2 separate regions of the Homo sapiens genome follow, and region 2 is linked to region 1. A link is a loop called in an ENCODE intact Hi-C map of the cell type or tissue named here. Cell type or tissue: K562. All regions are shown on one strand.

Region 1 (2,500 bases):
TCTGAGAGATAGGAATAACGCCTGCTACCAAGGTAAGGCATCTTGGCACATAGCAGATGCTAGGTTAATTGTTAATATTATACCCTTTTCACTCTGGGGTGGGTGATGAGGGCTCTGGGTGCATCAGAGGTGGCCGTGCCCAGCCCCCCTCCCCCAGTAAATCTGGCCTTGAGAGTCCCCGAGGGAACATACAGGACACACGGGGGCCTCAGGGCTGGGCTGGCTCCTTGAGGCTCTTACCATTTTCCATCTTCCCTTTCTTCACGAGCTACAATAATTTAACAACCTCGGGAGCGAAAAGATAGCTTGGGGAGCAAATGTGGACTCACTGAAATTAAAGTTAAATTGGAATAAATTAAATTAAATGGCAACTTTCCGGTGCTCATCTCTCAGGCCAAATTATTGTGCAGCGTTTCTGGCTGCAGAGGAGAGGGCTTTGGCGGTGGATTCTGGCACTTCCTGGCGGCTCCCCCAGACGCCAGAGTGTGGGGTGGCCCTGGGGAGGCAACTGCCTTTGGCAACTTCTCCTAGCTCAGGGAGGAAATAGTGGAGAGCACAGGCAGCCGGAGGCTTAAGCTGGCTGCTCCCACCTCCGCCTCTCCACGCTTCCTGCTTCCACCATGAAGCCGCTGGTACGGTGAGGCATGACCGCGCTACTGGCAATCCCCAGCCCTGGGCCCTTTGGCTTAAGGAGGTGCAACCCTGATTGGCAGCCATGGGGCTTAGAGCACCCACTAGGTTCACAATGATCGTGACCCCTTAGGCTTCTAAGGCATAAATTATAGTTGGGGGAGGTGGGAGTCCCAGCCGCCCTGGCTGCCCCGTCTCTCCTAACCTGCCCTGCCCTGCACACTTCAGGCCAAAACAAACCAGATTCCAGGGCAGGCTGGGGCTCATGGGCTGTACTTCCTTCAGCTTCCCATCCAATTCCCCCAGGGTTCAAAGAAGAAAATTCGCCACAAGCACAGAATTCTTTCAAGTCCCAGTTTTTAAATTCATGTGCACGCTGCCTTCTGCTCGGTAATGTATTCATGTTGATTTTAATGTGTAATGTTTGACACTATTTACCAGTGAGTAAAACCGACATGCCTGGAGGCTGTGCCCCTTTATCCTGGATCTTCCGGGAGGCCCTGGCATGAGGCCTGACAGCCCCTGGGTAAGAATGAACCACAGGGTCTGTCTGCCCTTCTCCCCCACACCCCGTCCCCCCCAATGCCCCCCCCACCCCCCGGCCGGCTCCCAGGCTGGACTCCCTAGAAGGTAGGAAAATCCCAAATTTACAACAACGTGTGTGAACCTTGAGGACAGTGTGCTAAGTGAAATAAGCTGGTCACAAAAGAACAAACACTGTGGGATTCCACTCAGATGAGGTGCTTAGATTAGTGAAATTCACAGACAAGGAAAGTAGAATTGTGCTTGCCAGGGGCCGGGGTCTGGAGAGGAACGGGGACGTAGTGTTTAACAGGTGTAGAGTTTCAGTTTTGCAAGATGAAAAACAGTTGTGGAGGTGGAGGGTGGTGATGGTTGCACAACATGAATTACTTAATGCCACGGGAACTGCACGCTTGGAAGTGGTTGAGATGGCACATTTTACATTACATATCTTGTACCACAATTTAAGAAACAAACAAACAAGGCCATCAAGGGGCAGAGGTGGCCTGGCGTGTTTACCCACCCAGGGTCTCACTGCGGGGCAGGGCCAAGGTCAGGGTCAGGGGCTGACCCTCCTATTCTTGAAGAAGATCCCGGACCTGCCCTGCTTTCTAAGGAGGTGGCGGCAGATGCAGTAGATGTGGCTCTCTAGCCACCTGGGTTGTCCCCAACATCGGGGCTGGAAGAAGCCCTGGAGAACAGTCATTCCAATCTCTGCATTTTACTGATGAGGAAACTGAGGCCAGGAAGGGGGAGCTACCTCTCGAAGTCACACAGACAGCGATGGCCAGCTTAGAGGGCTTATTTCTCTCTTCTGGTGACCCAGCAGCTATGAAAGGCCAGAGTAGGTCACGGAAAGCCCTTCCTCGCAGCACCAGCCCCTTGTCACTGACCTCTGGCCCCTCTTCTAAAAGAGCACCAGTAACCTTTGCCGCTCCTCAGGCTGCAAGCCGGCTGATTAATTAACTAACCCTTGTTAAGGGCTCAGGCACAGGCTAATGGGCAGTAGGTATTCTCATTATTATTTTTAATCAGACTATGCAATTTTATAGCTCCCGTCACCCAAGGCTATTGCGTGTCTCTGTGTCTCTGGAAGTTAATTAAGACTGCCAGGGATGGGCTCACAGAGGGATAGGAGGCCCAGGGCTGGGCTGCGGGAGAGCGCAGAGATACTGATTCCCTCAGGGCCCCACTTAAGGGGGAGATGTGAGAGGGTTGGCAGAGGGCAGGTCAACCTGTGCTGAGCCCCAGGGTCACCTGACGGAGCCCACCCCAGGGAGGCAGGAAATGAGCTGCAGCACTCATAGCGGCCCCAGGTTCCAGTCTCTGGCTCTCTTTCACAGAGAGC
Region 2 (2,500 bases), 78 kb before region 1:
TGCCAGCTGCTATCTGAATCTGTCTCTTTTAAGATGTTATTTGTTATTAATGAGTTTTCTAACCACATAACCTTGACTCACTTGCTTAGGTGAACAAGACCATTCTCATTAAGTACTCTTTTCTGTGAAGGAAAAGAATTAAGTGGGTAATGAAGAACTTTCTAAGGGCTCACGCATACATGAGAGCCTAGAAGACAGCATCACTGGCACGTGAATGGCAGGCTGGGCTTAGTCTTCTACCCCCTGAACAGCTCCATCTTAGGCCACATCTCTTTGTGAGAAAAGCCAAAGAGGGTGGCTGAAGTATGTTTAATCAGGTGCCCATCTCAGAGGTTACACCAGGTCTCTCTCCCCTCTCATATTTCAGTGATGCTGGGTTTTTTTAATACCAGCCTCATCTTTGCCAAATTAAAACCCTCCTTGTATCTTGTTTGCCCTAATTATTTTGAATTTAGTCCATCATAAATAATATACATGTAATAAGGCCAAGGCAGGCAGATCACTTGAGGTCAGGAGTTCGAGACCAGCTTGGCCAACATGGTAAAACCCCATTTCTACTAAAAATACAAAAATTAGCCAGGTGTAGTGGCATGCACCTGTAATCCCAGCTACTTGGGAGGCTGAGGTGGGAGAATCACTTGAACCCCAGAGGCAGAGGCTGCAGTGAGCCGAGATTGTGCCACTGCATCTAGCTGGGTGACAGAGGGAGACTCCATCTCAAAAAATAAATTTTTATATATATATATAAATTTATATATCTGAAATATATGAATGGTGGTGCTGACAGGCCTGGTCTCCTATCAGGCAGGAACACCTCTTGGTCTCAATTTGATAAAGAATGTTACCTTGCAGCTACCAGATGTTCAGGAGCAGGATTCTTATTTCTGCCCCTTTTCAGATAATATATCTTTATATATGTATTTATATATTGTGTATAAATACACAATATGTAAAGATACAATATTGTGTATCTTTATATATGTATATATGTGTGTATATATATACACATATACACACACACACACACACACACACACGTAATAAACGTTGCAACACTTAGAGTGTCTATTAAATAAGACAATGTAACCAAACAAATATTTTTCTTCCATTTTATTTTAGAAGCCTTTAGAAGAGGAATAGTGCGGAGAGAAGGGTTGTGGGCCTGAGAGAGGCTGTGTCTGGGGACAGAAGGTAGCAGAGTGGGAATAAAGATGTGGCCCCAGCCAAGGACTTTACCCAAGACTCATTGCTTTCACATCTGGGTATGTGGAGGAGAAGAAAACGCAACAAAATGTTTCCATTTGGCTGAACGAGAGTTTTCTCCAGACCCACCTCCTATCTAAAGTGTCCTGTCGCCACACTTGGGCCAATGGCACTTGTGGTTTGTGTGTTATCACTTCTCCACTCGGTGTGGTCAAGGAGCTTTGCAGCCCTGACTTGTAGCACAGAAAGATTTATTCAGGCCGCATCCACAAAGGGACAGGCAGACTCCTAAAGAATCAGGCTTTGTAGGCAAATGCAGCCCTGCCTGATTTCCAGAGACCTTTGTCCCATGGGATAGGTAAGATGAGCAGAAAATCTGAAACCAGTGGCTTGAAAACTGTTTACCACAGAATTTCCTGTATGGGTCCCATACGTGTACAACACACTTATTTTGAAAATTTTTTCTTCCTTGCTCTTACCTTGCTGAAATCATTGTTTTTACAATAAAGAAAAAAATCAAAAAGTGTTTAAAATAAAAAAGGAGCTCATCTTCTTCCCCCCTCCCATCTCCCCCCCCACCCCCGCCACACACACAGACACACACACACACCTTTTATCCGTCTTCTCATTCCTACTCCTAAACAATTTAAGAGAATCTTCAAGTTTAAGCCATTTTTGAAATGGTTTTGCTCTCATCCCTGGAGGTGTAACAGCCTTTTCCCATTCAGTACTTTATTTTTCCAGATAGTTCATATGGAGTAGAAGGAACATACTATATCTGTTTCTGTACTGATGGATCGTGTTCAGTTGTGTACATTTATCTCTGAGGCCTGCTAATGCCATCTGAGTTTCTAAAATCCTTATTTTTGCAAATCCATTTGTGTCCTGGGTTTAGCTCCTGATTTTAGGATTAGCACAGATTACAGGGTCTGTCTGATGCCTTCTCCAAGCTTTGTATCAGATTTATGGCTATGAATTGAGAAGCTTGCACATAGATAGCGTGGAAACTAGAGGCAGATACGAGCTGATGGGAGAAAAAAGCAAAAGGAGCTCTTGTAAAGAATTGGAGTAGTTATCAGGCCAGATATTTGGATCAGAACCAGTTAAGAACCTGAAAACGCCAACTTTCTGTTTCTTGACTTCACAACTGTGCTGGGCTGCCTGTTCCCTCTTTTCCAGAACAGTTTTCCATGGACCCTGGCTGTGCCTCCTCCCCACCCCACCCAGTGGCTGCCCCCAGAATAGAGTTCTAAGCCATGCTCCAGCCCTCTGGGTGGCATCCTTTGCTAAGAGGGCT

Evidence for each region. Hi-C counts contacts between places; a loop is a spot of excess contacts. Peaks named below come from ENCODE experiments on the same cell type or tissue, not always from the same donor. Only the 100,000 strongest peaks of a DNase experiment are listed, where the experiment ranks them.
Region 2: it touches region 1 in a loop (2.2-fold over the local background); 12 of 110 quality-filtered maps call a loop at or near these places.

The regions. Positions count from the first base shown.
Region 1 is chr7:128,121,289-128,123,788 of GRCh38, forward strand. It overlaps LOC105375493 (a long non-coding RNA gene), which reads left to right and starts at 597. Exons shown (of 3, transcript XR_927944.3): 1 at 597-632; 2 at 937-1,020. In K562, no CTCF peak of the experiment used is centred here; no DNase peak of the experiment used is centred here; H3K4me3 peaks cover 270 bases; H3K27me3 peaks cover 2,117 bases.
Region 2 is chr7:128,042,853-128,045,352 of GRCh38, forward strand. The region is part of intron 16 of SND1 (staphylococcal nuclease and tudor domain containing 1); the gene reads left to right. Among named protein-coding and RNA genes, the nearest start is that of LRRC4, 13 kb to the left of the region's middle. In K562, no CTCF peak of the experiment used is centred here; a DNase peak (open chromatin) is centred at 1,369.